2 separate regions of the Homo sapiens genome follow, and region 2 is linked to region 1. A link is an interaction called in ENCODE POLR2A ChIA-PET data of the cell type or tissue named here. Cell type or tissue: PC-9. All regions are shown on one strand. Each heading gives the region's core, and the rest is flanking DNA. Links, peaks and the distances in the headings are about the cores only.

Region 1 (8,347 bases), core at 1,999-6,998:
CAAACATATCACATGGCTGATCCCCAAAGCAATAACCTAGGGATGTCAACTCCTAACACACACACACACACACACACACACACACACACACACACACACACACATTCTCTCTCTCTCTCCCTCTCCCTCTCTCCCTTCCTCTCTCCCTCTCTCCCCCTCCTCCCCCTCCCTCCCCCCCGTTCCTCTGTCTCTCTCTCTCACCTTGTAAGGAAGCAGGAGAATAAATAATTTCAAATAGTAATACAATATATCATAACTTTCTGTTGATGTACCAAAAAATCAGAGTATATCCCTTTTTAAATGTAAGGATATACTAACCTAGTATGTAAATCAGGGTTATCCAGAGAAATAAAACTAATAGGATATATATGTGTGTGTGTGTGTGTGTGTGTGTGTGTGTATAAAGAAATTTATTTTAAGGAATTGGCTGATGTGATTATGGTACTGGCAAATCTGAAATTTGTAGAGCAGGCAGGGAAGTCAGGCAGGATTTTCATGTTACAGTCTTGAGGTAGAATTGCTTCTTCTCTGGGAATCCTGTTTTTGCCCTTAAGCCCTTTAAGGGATTGAGGCCTATCTACATTATAGAGGGTAATCTCAACTGATTATAGATGTTAATCACATCTACAAAATACCTTCACAGTTACATCTGTGCTTGTATCTGTCCAAACAGCTGGGCACCATAGCAGAACCAAACTGACACAAAATTTAACCATCACATATACATTGTGCAATTTTGCAGATAGTAAAATATGAGTATGGAGAGTACTTTCTGGTAGGTCTTATGAGAAGGCAGCATGCAGATTAGCTTGATCAGAGCCAATAAACTAGGTGTCTTCTTGCCAAAGTTCAGTGAGTACCTGAAACAAGGGTTGGCAAACTGTGGCCTACTGCCCATTTTTATAAATAAAGCTTTAGTGGAAAACAGCCATGCTTATTCATTACATATTGCCTATGGCTGTTTTAGTTTACAGTGGCAGAGTTGAATAGTTAAAACAGAAACCACATGGCCTGCAAAGTCTAAAATACTTACTATGTAATCTTTTACTGAAAAAGTTTGCCAAACTCTAAAGGTTACACATAGAGAAGGCTCTTATGGTTCTTGCTCTGTTATGGTCCATGCCTAGTTTAGTGTTTCCATTCAAGTGTGAATGTATACTGATTAGACATTACAGTAGTAGCAGTGTTTCATTGTTTGTTTGTTTTTTAGACAGAGTTTTGCTCTTGTTGCTCAGGTTGGAGTGCAATAGTGTGATCTCGGCTCACCGCAACCTCCGCCTCCTGGGTTCAAGCAATTCGCCTGCCTCAGCCTCCCGAGTAGCTGGGATTACAGGCATGCGCCACCACATCTGGCTAATTTTGTATTTTTGATAGAGACGGGATTTCTCCATATTGGTTAGACTGGTCTCAAACTCCTGACCTCAGGTGATCTGCCCGCCTTGGCCTCCCAGAATGCTAGGATTACAAGCATAAGCCACTGTGCCCAGCCATGTTTCATTGTTTGAAGCCACAAATTTATTAATAAAAATTATTAACTGCTTAGTTTTTATTGCATGGCCATTCAGATTGTCTTTTAGATCAGATGCTGAGTTCAGCTTTTATTGATAAAACATAGATGAATACTGTTAGGTTTTAAATGAATACTTGCATATCTTTGGGAAAGAGGAAAAATACTTTTTCTAATAAAATTTTATCAGCATAATATTATTAATATTGTATCTATTTTCCTTCTTTTAGGAGGGTAAAAAGACATTTCTGTTCCCAGCTCATCCCCTATTTTTAGATAATGGATAAAAAAATTATAAACTATTATTTCTCAATTTGGCTGCTCTTATATCTATAAAATTGAATTAGACTACAAGAGGTAAGATGTTTGTATTTCTAAACCAAAGAATACTTGCAGCTGTAGTTAGTGGAGAGAATCTAGGCTCTAGATTCAGGCAGTCCTAGGTTTAAATTTAGTGGCTTATAACAACTATTTTATTTGCTGATGACTTCGTAGGTCAGCAATTTGGGCTGGACTCTGCTACATGGTTGTTCTGCTGGTCTGGTCTGTCTGGGGTCACTCATGTGGCTGCAGTCGTCTGGTGGCTGCACGAGGACTGGATGGTCTAAAATGGCAGCACTGATAATGTCTGGCACATGATGCTTGCTGGTGTGGCTGGGTGGCTGGGCTCTTTTTCTGTCATGCTCTCCTACCCTCAAGGGGGCTAGCTTGTTCACAGTGTGCTAGCAGCATTCCCAGAGTAGAGCAGAAGCAGCAGGATCTCCTACAAAGGTCACTTCTGCCACATTGTATTTGTCAAATTAAGTTACAAGTCCAGGCCGGATTCAAGGATTCAACGGATGAGGAAATAAATGTCATTTCTTGATGACAGGAGTGGCACAATCACATTGCAAAGGGCTGGGCTTATAGCAGTGAAAGAAATGGATAGTGGCTGCATCATCCACTGCATCATCCACCGCCTTAAATTAGTTCCTTTATATCCCATTTGGAAAGTAGAAATAACAGTTTGACTTAACTTGAAGGGTTCTTCTTCAAGTTTAAGAATTGTGTATATACAACACTTAAGAGGTTTTTTCTAAACAATTTTGAAATATAATCCTTATTTATAATGCTGTGTTTTTATTATAGATCTAAATATGAGAACAAACATTCTTTCTCATTATTAATTTGGCCATGTATTTTTAATATGGGAGACATGTATTAAGACTCACTGGAAGGAAATCCTGTGTGAAATAGCTGTGTTTGGGGGAAAGTTATGCATTGGTGCAGAAGTATTATTCATTTAATAAATAAAAGGAAGAGCAGCTAACTTTTAATATGTTTACAAAAACATATGCTTTCCTGTAACCCTCTGCTTTTATATATATAACCTTATAATTCCCATTTTACATTATAAAAATATTGGCTAATAGTGTAATGTTTGTTTTCAGTTTAGTACTTGAAGAGTCTTTTGAGTTGTAGCGAACCTATTTTTGTTTAATTAATATTTCTTTACAAAGCCAAAGGTACAAAAATATCTTTTGTTTGTTTTTATTGTAATCAAACCCCATCAGAGGCTCTTTAATAAGTGTATCTGTTTTGCCTTTTACTTTGTTGAGAATAAACATAGCTTTCTAAAACTCTCCTGTTTTGAGATACATATCAAACATTGGCAAAAATATTTGTTAAAATTCACCGTAACTATTACTGTGTTCATTGGTATATATAGGGATAGAAGGCACAGTGACCCTCCTTGGTTTTTAGCTTTATATTTAAAAAATTTTACTTATGACATTTAGGCTTTTTAAGAACTCTTGTCGAATACACTTTTCAAAAAATACCAAGGAACAAAATTTATTTTTTTCCAAATAACCAATTGTGTAGTATTTTTAAGGGAATATTAAACAAAATCTTATCCAGCCTGAAAGCTTCATTCTTGTATGATACACATTATAATTTGTTCTGTTTAAGATCTATGTATATATTTACTTAGTAATTTAATGCATCTCCTCTTGAGGAAGGGTAAAATAAGTAATATTACAGTACAAATGATAACTGTTAAACGTGGAGAAGCCACATCTTGTCTATATTTTACATAAACTGTTTTAAGTGCCCAGACAGTTCTAATAAAGTAACAAATACCTGCATTAGGGAGGGGCAGACAGTCTGGTATTTGTACAACAGACTAGAATAGAATCAAACCGGGTGGTTAGGAAATCTTGGCAAAGCAGTGGTTTCTGAGTCTTTCTGACTCCAGTTCTTCAATTTTTTTTTTCAGATTTCATGGCCACCTTAGATGCTGAAGAGGTTAGATTTATTATTTAAAACATCATCATCTTTTTTGTCCTTTATATTTTTATGTAGAAGAATCCGGTAAAGTGAGATTAAGCCTGTTCTTGCCTTGGTCAGGAAAATGATTGATAGGATATAATTTTCCCTTTCTTCTGTTTGTTCCATTGAGTCCAAACTACATACTTTCAAATCATACAGTGGAAGGATAACAGAAGTGAATGAGGCATAATTAACTAAGGATAAGGGAAATAATAAAGAGAAGAGAGTCAGGGGTCAGGGAGAAAGAAGCTGGCTGTACAGCTTTTGTTTCCCCGGTATATTTTAACATTCTTTTCCTTTTCTATTACATAAGCTCTAATTTGCTGTTATGTAAGTGGGAGTAATAAATAACCTTTGGACTAAATGGAATGGGGGAAATATTTCTAGCCATCATCAATCCAGTGAACTGTAGAACAGTTCTTAATTGTGCAGCCTAATCTTCAAGGAATGTTTATGCTTCGTAAGCTTTGCTGTCTGCTGTTTTGAATTGTGATAGAGCTTGTGTAACAGAGAATGTTGGTAATTATAGGGTACTATAGAAGCCTGTGTACTTTTTTAATTAGGTGTTTTGGGGGAATTTGCCTAAACATCAATGATGTTTAGTTTTATTTAGGATATATATTTTTCCCATTGGAGAAGACTTTCTTTTCTTGGAGCCTTATCTGGAGGATGGTGACTTTATGAAACTCTGTTTTGGGGAGTGCTATTTTTATGGTTGTTTTTTTAGCATGGTTCATTGTAAAGTTTATTTAGATTTCTAGGTTTGAAGTGGGTGAGGTATATAAGATATCTATTATATTAAGGTAATTGATCCATCTTATAAACATTTCAAAGCAAGTTAAGATTCAGCTGGTAATATTGCTCAATATAAATTCTTGGAAGTGAAAAAAAATAGTATGTCAGGATGAGTTATTTTTGTAGACTTGATTCCAAAGTGACCAAAAGAACTTCATGAAACTACAGTTGCCTTAATCCTTCAAGAAGTCCCTTTTGAAAAATGTTTACGATAAAACTGAGGAATCCCATATTATAGATCTGGTGGTGTCTGCCTTCTTATCTCATCCTGGGATTGTCTTACTCATTATGCATCAGCTACATTGGCCTTCTTTCAGACATCCAAGCTCCTTTCACTAGTTGTTCCCACTGTCTGGGATGTAAATTCCTTGTCACTCGGCTATCACCGTCAAGATCACATTCTTACAACAGCCTTTTTCAGTTACCCAACCTAACAGTCAACTCTCAGCATTTTCATCACATCTCCTTCCCTATTCTTTCTCGCTCTGTCGCCCAGGCTGGAGTGCAGTGGCGCGATCTCGGCTCACTGCAGGCTCTGCCTCCTGGGTTCGCGCCATTCTGCCTCAGCCTCCCGAGTAGCTGGGACTACAGGCGCCGGCCACCGCGCGCGGCTAATTTTTTGTATTTTTAGTAGAGACTACTAAAAATACATCACTGTGTTAGCCAGGATGGTCTCAATCTCCTGACCTCATGATCCGCCCGCCTCGGCCTCCCAAAGTGCTGGGATTACAGGCGTGAGCCACTGCGCCCGGCTCTCCTTCCCTATTCTTACGTGATAGTTTGTTTTCCTTGGTTGCTTACTTATCTTTCTTCATTAGAACATCAAGTTCCATGGGAAGAGAGACTTGGGCTGTCTTCCATGCCTGACAGTAGTAGATGCTTCATAAAAGTTTGCATATGCAAATATGGAAGTTTTCATCCTTTTTGCTATAAAGGATATCTAAGTTTATTATGTGGAAATTTTAAAAAGATACTTTTACATTGAAGATTTTTTTCCAGATGATTAGAGAAATGGAAATAGCTTAACTAGTACAAAGAGCACTGGACAAGAAGTCAAAACAACAGGATTCTTTAATCATTCTGCAACTAATTACATTTGCCTTATAGCAGACCAAATCCCCTAATCTCCTAGTGACTCCATTTCTGCATGTATAAAATGAGAAACAGGGTTAACTTTCCGTATGATATAAGGAGGCAAGTGAGGGCAGCACTGTGCAGGGAGTTTTGGACTCCATTAAAGAGCTTTGTATTTATCCTACAAGCAATAGAAAGCTACTGAAAGGATTTTAACTGAGGTGGGACAGGATATAGGGAAGTGGTGGTGGTGGTATGATTAGGTTTCCTTTTTAGAAAAATTACTGACCGCAGTGTGGAGAACACAAGGAAAGGGGCTAGAATGAACGAGAACAAACCATTTAGGAGATAAATGCAGCCATCCTGGTGAGGGATGGTACTAACTTGGAATAGGGTAATTTTGATGGACATGGAGATGAGCAGATGGATTTCAGTAAGATGGGGAGGTAAAATCAGCAGGATTTGGTGATGGGGACCAAGGAAAGGAAGGTGTCAAGATTAATATCTAGGTTTCTGTCTACACACAACCAGATAACCAGATGGATTCTGGTGTCTTTGCTGTGTTAATGAAACTTGGAGTAGGATCAGAATTCAGGAGGAAGAGCATGTTTTTGGTTTGGGACATGTAGGTACTTTTAAAACACTCAAGAAGAATCATGAAGAAGGTATATGGAGATATATATATATATATGCCTGGAGCTTAGAGGAGCCTGGGTTGCAGATGTGTTTCTGAGTCATTTGCATGTAGCTTTTAATTGATACATATATCATGAATATAAAGTGCTTTGTAGACCATAAAAGGCCATACGTTGTGTTTGTCGTTTCCTAAATTTGTGATGATATTTCAAACCTGGTGATTTTCTGCTTACCTTTTAATAGATAGGTTAGTCATCTCTATAGAACTTTTCTGACTTTCCCTCTTTTGAACTATTTCAGTATTTCACACATAATTATTGTGGTGGTGTTATAGTATACTGTAATTGTTTTGTGCATGTTTATATATGTATCTGTCTGCCTTATTATACTTTGAGATCAGTTGAAGAAAGTAACTGGGTTTAATTCCTGTCACCTGCTTGAGGCCAGGTATCATGTCTATTTTCTTTCCCCTGGTATATCTAGCACTGTAAATGGGGCTTGGCACTATCAACTGATCATACATATTTGAATGTTGAGTGAAATATTTATATCCCTTTGCGCATAGGTGTTTAGTAATTATTTTGTTGTTGTAATTTTTTTTTTTTTTTTAGTAGAGATGGTTTTGCCATGTTGGTCAGGCTGGTCTTGTCCTCCTGACCTCAAGTGATCTGCCCGCCTTGGCCTCCCAAAGTGGTAGGATTACAGGTGTGAGCCACCGTGCCCGGCCTAATTTTTATTGAACAAATGAATTATCCAGGCTTCTGGCAGTTCTTTGGTACTTATTTTATAAACATTATGTAAAATACACATTTTTTTGCTGCCTCTCCTTATATTAGGGTTTAAAACTTTATTTTGGGGGTTTATGGATTCTATATTGTGCAAAGGAGGTCAGTGAACCCTTTGAAAATAAATATAAATTTTTCTGAATATGTGCTTTTGATATTATGATGTAACAAGAAAGATGTATTTGATCCCTGTTTCTGGTTTCTGGCAAACAACTGCTAAAACCCTTGGAATCTCCAGAGAGATAAGAGTGCCTTTTGTATGCTAATGAGATGACTGGGAGCCCCTAGATAGTTTCAGGATGGGGACTGGTCTTCCAGAAAGACCAAGCCATGATTAGAGGGTTGGAACTTTCAGCCCACTCCAGCCTCAGGGGCGGGGAAAGGGGCTGATGGTTGAGTTGATCACCAATGGCCAGTGATGTAAAAAGTCATGCCTATGCAATGTAGCCTCCGTGAAAGCCCCAAAAGGACAGGGTTCAGAGAGCTTCCTGGTTGCTGAACATGTGGAGGCACCTGGAGGATGGTGAACCAGGAGAGGGCAAAAAAGCCCTTCACGCCTTCCCACATTCTTTGCCTTTTGCATCGCTTCGATCTGCAAGCTTGGTAACATCCTTTACAATAAACGAGTAAGCATAGGTAAAGTGTTTCCCTGAGTCCTGTGAGCTGCTCTAGCAAATTAATCATGGGTCATGGGAACCCTGATTTACAGGCAGTTGGTCAGAAGCACAGGTCACAAGCTGGGGCTTGCAGTTGGCATCTGAAGGGTGGGAGTGACAGTCTTATGGGACTGAGTCTGTAGGTCTGTGCGATCTGACACTATCTCCAGGTAGCTAGTGTCAAAAATGAGTTAAATTGTAGGAGACCCAGATGTTGTGTGCTGGAGAATTGCTCTGTAAGTGGGGAAAACCTCTCTGCATTTGGTCACGGAAGTATTTTGTGGTGAGTGTGAGAGTTGGGAAAAGTTTGGTTTTTCCTATCTCACAGAGTGCTTATATGCAATTATAAATAAAAAGAGGGTCCATTGCTTTTCTCAGATTTATTTTTTATTTATTTTTATTCATTTTTTGGAGACAGGGTCTTGCTGTAACAGACAGGCTGGAATATAGTGGCACGAACTTGGCTCACTGCAGCCCCGACTTCCCAGGACTAGGTGATTCTCCCACCTCAGCCTCCCAAATAGTTGGGACTAGAGGTGTGTGCCACCATACCTAATTTTTTTGTATTTTTTGTAGAGAGAGGG
Region 2 (7,381 bases), core at 1,959-6,958, 120 kb before region 1:
ATTTACAGGTAATAGAACTGAAGTGAGATGCAGTGGAGTTCCTTGCCTAAATTTACTTAACTAATAAACAATGGTACAGGTTGAACATCCTTAATCAAAAAATTCAAAATCTGAAATGCTCTAAAATCAGAAACATTTTGAGCGCCACCATGACACTACAGATTTAACATGGGTTAAAAACTGAGATAGCGACACCTTTGCTTTCTGATGGTTCAGAAACTTTGTTTCATGCACAAAATTATTAAAAATATTGCATGAGATTACCCCAGGTTATCTGTATAAGGTGTATATGAAACATAAATGAATTTGCGTTTAGACTCGGGTCCCATCCTTGAGATATCTCATTACGTATATGCACATATTCCAAAATCTGGAAAAATTGGAAATCTGAAACACTTCTGGTCCCAGGCATTTTGGATAAGGGATACTCAGTCTGAACCAAGCATTTGGACCCAGGCAATCTTAACTCTAAAGCCAGGACTCCTAGAGCTGGCAGCCCTAGGAAATTACACTCCCATCTGTAATTCCAGCACTTTGGGAGGCCAAGGCAGATGGCTTGAGAGTCAGTGATCATGTATCCACATGGAGATTGCACCACTGCAGTGACTCCTGAGAGGCAGTGGTCATGTATCCACATGGAGATCGCACCACTGCACTCCAGATCTTGTCCTGAACCAGCTAAGAAATCAAGCTTTTATTCTTTAATAAATATGGATGATCTTACCGAAAGGTCAAGTAACTCTGCTATACTGTCTTCTAGAAACCAGGATTTGAGGGGATGGAGTAGAGAAGGAAGAATAAGAGAGTATATGTGAAAAGCATTTTGCCCGTGGCAGAGCGCCACATATATGTCAGCAGAGGGTGTTATTATAATAATTATTATTATTATTATTTTGAGACAGGGTCTCACTGTGTCTCCCAGTCTGGGGTACAGTGGTGCAATCTTGGCTCACTGTGACCTAGACCTCCCGGGTTCAAGCTCTCCTCCCACCTCAGCCTCCCAAGTAGCTGGGACTATTGGCATGCACCACCACACCTGGCTAATTTTTGTTGTTGTTGTTGTTGTTTTGTAGCAACAGGGGTCCCACTCTGTTGCCCAGGCTGGTCTCAAATTCCTGGGCTCAGGCCACCTACCTCAGCCTCCCAAAGTGCTGGTATTACAGATGGGAGCCACGATGCCTGGCCAGTTATTATTTTTATGATCCTCCATGCTTGTTAAAAATGAAAGATTGACTTCTTAGCTGTTTGGGGGCAAACCTCTCCTTCTGTGGCCATGTGACCCAGTGTCAATTCCTAGGGCTGCTGTAACAAAATACCATGAGCTGGATGGTTTAGAACAACAGAAATATATTGTTTTATGGTTCTGGAGGCCTGAAGCCCGAAATCAAGGTGTGAATAGGGCCATGCGCCCTCTGAAAGTACTAGAAATGGATCCATTCTAAGCATCTTTCCTCGCTTCTGGTGGCAGTCTTTGGCATTCCTTGAGTTTTGCTACATCACCCCAGTCTCTCCCTTCGCCTTCACATGATGTTCTCTCTGTGTGCATGTCTGTGTTCAAATTTACCCCTTTGGTAAGGACCCTAGTTGTGTTGGATTAGGGGGTCCACCCTACTCCAGTAAGACCTCATCTTAATTAATTGCATCTGCAGTGACCCCCATTTCCAAATAACATCATACTCCAAGGTATTGGGGGTCAGGACTTCAGCATATGAATTTTTGGGGGACACAGTTCAACGTTGACCCTAACACCCGGTGTCTCCTTCTGGTCTCAGTGGCACCACTGCAAGTGGAGGTGAGAACGAGCGTGAGGACCTGGAGCAGGAGTGGAAGCCCCCGGATGAGGAGTTGATCAAGAAACTGGTGGATCAGATCGAATTCTACTTTTCTGATGAAAACCTGGAGAAGGACGCCTTTTTGCTAAAACACGTGAGGAGGAACAAGCTGGGATATGTGAGCGTTAAGCTACTCACATCCTTCAAAAAGGTGAGGCTTGGTTCTCAGAAGCTGCTTCAAGGATTTCAAGTTTGTTTTGGGTTGTGGTTTTAAACATTTTTTTTAACTCCCTTGAAACCTGATGACGAACAATTTTTAAAATTAAGTCTGTGCCTGAAAAAGAGAAAAATGGCTAGGAGAAGGGATTTAGTATTGTTAGGAATATACTCCCACACTATTAAAAGGGTCCTGGGCATTGGGACAAATCTCAGCTGGCAGCAGTTATGAAACAATGTTACTTGTTCTTAGTAAAGTTCAGGCACTTTTGCCAGGCAAGTGGGTGGCCAGGAGGATGTGATACCAGGACAGACGGACTCGAAGGCCTTGAGAGATACCTGCCAGGCCTAAAATTATATGAAATTCAAGCTTTTCATTTGTCAAGTTGAATAAGCAAAGGGAGAGAATGAGCACCCAGAACTCTCAGAAATGAGCCTTCTCTAAGACACACATGCTCTGCCTGTGTGACGCCATCATCCTTATCTATACAATAGGGAGATGAGATTTGTAATTATTGCTGCCATCTGGGCAGCAGACTGCTTGTCCCTGCCATATATAGATCCAGTGTTTGGGCTGTGTACTGTCTACTTCTCAGAGAGTTGACAGACTAGTTGGAGTAAGAACTCTGTGTCTCCCTTAGGGGAAGTGCATTTACTAGAATGGAAAAGCACTACGCGGCCTGTTGCATAACGGGATGCGTAACAAGTGGGTCCCGGCCAAGTTGTCTGTGTACTTTGTCAGAGTGCACTGGAGGAGAGCTTTTCTCCTTGGACCTCTTCCCTGCCTCACCCACTGGTGTACTCTGCCTGGCCCTGTCGCTCTTTTTCCTTTATTCATTCATCAAATATGCTCATTGTCTCTGCTGAGTGCTGTGCTAGGCGCAGGATGTACAGAGTGAAGATCGTACTCCCCCTGTCCTTGACAAGCTCACAGTCCAATAAAGGAGAGAGATCTGAAAGATTACAATGTGACCACATATAGTAGGACAAAAGAGAGAACACAGTATTATTGGGAACTAGTTGATCAGAGCAACTAACCCTGCCTGGAGAACTGAGAAGTCTTCCCAGAGAAGGTGACATTGAAATAGGATTTTGGAGGATGAGTAGGAGTTTTCTAGGTACAGGGGAATGGAAGGGATATTTTAATGGTCAGAGAACAGTGAGCAAACCTTCATATGAAAAGTGTTTGTGGGGGATCCCAAAATGAAGCAGCCAGTGGAATCATCCAGCACGTCTCTTTATTCCTCCCCAGGGACCCCAAGAGTCAGCCTGTTTTGCTTTCCTCTTTAAGCTGCCACTTATGGTCCTATTTAGGAATGTTCTTCTCTGTTGAAACCTGGCTGCAGAGTACAGACAGACTCCCTAACACCTCCAAAATCAGAGCAAAGATCCTTTTCATTCTGAAGGATTTCCTATTAATCACAAAAGGGGAACATACATGACAAAGGTAAAAAGCACAGGGAAACCTTAGAGTTCTTCTAGCAATTGCACAAGGATGAACGCTCCCTGGTCCCTTTTCTCAGGTGCTACCTGGACCTTCCTTATGAATGGTCATGGACCCAGGCTTAGGATGCTCAGACTGTAACCGAGATTTCCCAGTGGACCTTGCTTCTGGCTCAGGAGGGATATTCAGTCCTAGCCAGAGCCTGCTTCTCTTGCAGTGAGATGTGGTCCCCCACAGACTTCTGTAGCCCTCTGAGTAAGGCAGTGCTGTGCTTTCCCAGGTGCTCCTAGCTCAAGCTTCAGGCTTAGGAAATTGTCTCTTTTTATCTCCCAAGTGCTCCCTCCCTAGCTGTTTTCGGAGAAGGCTTCACCATGTTTCACCCCACAGTGAGCCACTGCCTGGCTTTCCCACAGCCTCACACGCACCCGCAGTCATCAGCTTCACCCTTTCTGGATTCCTCATGGACTCTGTCCACCTGAAATCCGACCCTTTGCCTGGGCCTGCTTCTCTGTGCCCTTGGACCCGTGTTCTTCTAGTAGCCTAAGTCTGAGCCATTTCTCCCAGAGACCACAGGCTACAGTGGACAGTGCTCTCTCTCTAGGAGCCTGTGTATAGTAATGGGTCTGCCAAGGTTTCCCCATCTTGCCCAGTGAGTGAGCCTTTCCTTCTTGAGTTTCATGAAGTTCCTGTTTTATGCTCAGAGGCACCTGGAGTTCCCAGTTCTTTTGCAGAGCAGCTTGTTGGCCTGTTCTCAGAGGACTCAGGGGGATCTCGCCATTACGGGCTCAGGTTACCCACCCCACCCACCTTCACTATTTGTTTGGGATGACTCATTCCCCCTGGCATTCCCTTCACCGGAAGTGGGCCTCTAGAAAATTACTGTTTTACAGTATAAATATAGCTTCCATATACTGCAACATTGATACAATTTCCACCAACAAAGGAGGAGGGAGGGATTATTTCACCATTCTTAGTGAGGCCCAAGTTGGATTTAATTTCAAGTTGAAGTAGTCCATGTCATTCTCAGGAGATATTGCAGTGAAATGCGAAAGATCTTTTGGAAACTTCTCTGTATCAAATGCAGAAATGCAGAAATACTGCTTTAGAGAAGCATTTGAATGTTAAAATCTCCAAATCCTATCAAAATAATAGCATGTAATATTGGAAGTAATGATAGCACATGATTACTTAGTACTCACTGTGAGCTAGACACTATTCTGTTTTATGTGTAAATGAGTTTGTATGTGTCTGTACATACATATGTACATGTATATATTGATTCGTTTAATCCTCAGGACAGCTCTTTGAGATGGCACTATTAACATCTCCATTTTCCAGGGCAAGTCGAGGCACTAAGAGGTTGAATAACTTTCCAAGTCTTACTTCAAGCTAGAGGTGGGCCTTTGATTTGTGTATACAGCAGCCTTGTTCCAGAGCCTGCAAATTTAACCTCTAAACTTGCACAGAATGGAATATTTCCATTTTCATGGACAGTTCTGTTGGACAACACTGCTGTGGTGCCCTTGTTTGAAATGGTAGAACTTGTTTTCATTCACTTATTCATTCACTAGATTTTTGAGTGTTTACACATACCACGTATGATTCTAGACACTAGAATACAGGGATTCTAGTGTTACAGGGATAAGGAAGTGAGGGAGGGAGCTTATAGCATACACAAGGATGGACAAGGACATTAGATACTATTTCAGATTTGCTTTATGTTCTGCAGGTGAAACATCTTACACGGGACTGGAGAACCACAGCACATGCTTTGAAGTATTCAGTGGTCCTTGAGTTGAATGAGGACCACCGGAAGGTGAGGAGGACCACCCCCGTCCCACTGTTCCCCAACGAGAACCTCCCCAGCAAGATGCTCCTGGTCTATGATCTCTACTTGTCTCCTAAGCTGTGGGCTCTGGCCACCCCCCAGAAGAATGGAAGGGTGCAAGAGAAGGTGATGGAACACCTGCTCAAGCTTTTTGGGACTTTTGGAGTCATCTCATCAGTGCGGATCCTCAAACCTGGGAGAGAGCTGCCCCCTGACATCCGGAGGATCAGCAGCCGCTACAGCCAAGTGGGGACCCAGGAGTGCGCCATCGTGGAGTTCGAGGAGGTGGAAGCAGCCATCAAAGCCCATGAGTTCATGATCACAGAATCTCAGGGCAAAGAGAACATGAAAGCTGTCCTGATTGGTATGAAGCCACCCAAAAAGAAACCTGCCAAAGACAAAAATCATGACGAGGAGCCCACTGCGAGCATCCACCTGAACAAGTCCCTGAACAAGAGAGTCGAGGAGCTTCAGTACATGGGTGATGAGTCTTCTGCCAACAGCTCCTCTGACCCCGAGAGCAACCCCACATCCCCTATGGCGGGCCGACGGCACGCGGCCACCAACAAGCTCAGCCCGTCTGGCCACCAGAATCTCTTTCTGAGTCCAAATGCCTCCCCGTGCACAAGTCCTTGGAGCAGCCCCTTGGCCCAACGCAAAGGCGTTTCCAGAAAGTCCCCACTGGCGGAGGAAGGTAGACTGAACTGCAGCACCAGCCCTGAGATCTTCCGCAAGTGTATGGATTATTCCTCTGACAGCAGCGTCACTCCCTCTGGCAGCCCCTGGGTCCGGAGGCGTCGCCAAGCCGAGATGGGGACCCAGGAGAAAAGCCCCGGTACGAGTCCCCTGCTCTCCCGGAAGATGCAGACTGCAGATGGGCTACCCGTAGGGGTGCTGAGGTTGCCCAGGGGTCCTGACAACACCAGAGGATTTCATGGCCATGAGAGGAGCAGGGCCTGTGTATAAATACCTTCTATTTTTAATACAAGCTCCACTGAAAACCACCTTCGTTTTCAAGGTTCTGACAAACACCTGGCATGACAGAATGGAATTCGTTCCCCTTTGAGAGATTTTTTATTCATGTAGACCTCTTAATTTATCTATCTGTAATATACATAAATCGGTACGCCATGGTTTGAAGACCACCTTCTAGTTCAGGACTCCTGTTCTTCCCAGCATGGCCACTATTTTGATGATGGCTGATGTGTGTGAGTGTGATGGCCCTGAAGGGCTGTAGGACGGAGGTTCCCTGGGGGAAGTCTGTTCTTTGGTATGGAATTTTTCTCTCTTCTTTGGTATGGAATTTTTCCCTTCAGTGACTGAGCTGTCCTCGATAGGCCATGCAAGGGCTTCCTGAGAGTTCAGGAAAGTTCTCTTGTGCAACAGCAAGTAGCTAAGCCTATAGCATGGTGTCTTGTAGGACCAAATCGATGTTACCTGTCAAGTAAATAAATAATAAAACACCCAACTGGGAGTGCTGACTTTGAGGTTATAGATTGTGCCTGACAAAAGTCTGTGCCTGTCTGACAGAGCTGTGGGTGGTATGTCATGAGGCCCTGAGGAGCTTAGCAGAGACATCTTTCTTTTCTTTAAGAGAACATTTAAAAATTTTTTTATTTGTACACATTTATGGGCTACATGAGAAACTTTGTTACATGTTTATAATGCATAGTGATCAAGTCAGGGCATTTAGGGTTTCTCACTGTACCCCAGGGCAGCCCCAGGGCTCTCCTTGGGCTTCTGGCAGCCTGAGTGGTGTCTCATCACAGGGAATTTTACTGAGCAAAGGCAGCTTGGCGTATACTGAGGGTGTACAGTCCAGGACCCACAGCATTGATCTCACCTGGGAACTTATTAGAAATCCAGATTCTCAGGCCAACCCTAGGCCCACTGAATTAGAAAGTCTGGGAGAAAGGCCTGGAATTTGGGTTTTAACAAACGCTGCAGGTGATTCTGATGCACGCTGGAGAACCACTGGATGGACAAAGGCTGCAGGACTTGAGGTCAGTCCATTTGACCCCCAATCTCTCACTATTTTGTGACCTTGGGAAGGTTACTAAGCCCCGTGAACCTCATCATCTCCCTGTGAATTGCTTTGTTACGATGTCCATGTCTGGAATG

What was found. ChIA-PET counts read pairs that join two places held together with the same protein. Peaks named below come from ENCODE experiments on the same cell type or tissue, not always from the same donor. Only the 100,000 strongest peaks of a DNase experiment are listed, where the experiment ranks them.
Region 2: POLR2A ChIA-PET joins it to region 1 with 5 read pairs; 4 of 35 experiments call an interaction of 5 or more read pairs at or near these places.

The regions. Positions count from the first base shown.
Region 1 is chr15:70,710,082-70,718,428 of GRCh38, reverse strand. All of the region lies in intron 1 of UACA (uveal autoantigen with coiled-coil domains and ankyrin repeats), which reads left to right. Among named protein-coding and RNA genes, the nearest start is that of UACA, 49 kb to the left of the region's middle. RefSeq lists enhancers at 4,634-5,173, 7,698-8,198. In PC-9, for the core only: no CTCF peak of the experiment used is centred there; DNase peaks (open chromatin) are centred at 3,698 and 4,208; H3K27ac peaks cover 1,964 bases.
Region 2 is chr15:70,830,897-70,838,277 of GRCh38, reverse strand. It overlaps LARP6 (La ribonucleoprotein 6, translational regulator), which reads left to right. Exons shown (of 3, transcript NM_018357.4): 2 at 1,773-1,983; 3 at 5,162-7,381. The coding sequence ends at 6,226. Among named protein-coding and RNA genes, the nearest start is that of LARP6, 20 kb to the left of the region's middle. In PC-9, for the core only: no CTCF peak of the experiment used is centred there; a DNase peak (open chromatin) is centred at 4,207; H3K27ac peaks cover 2,055 bases.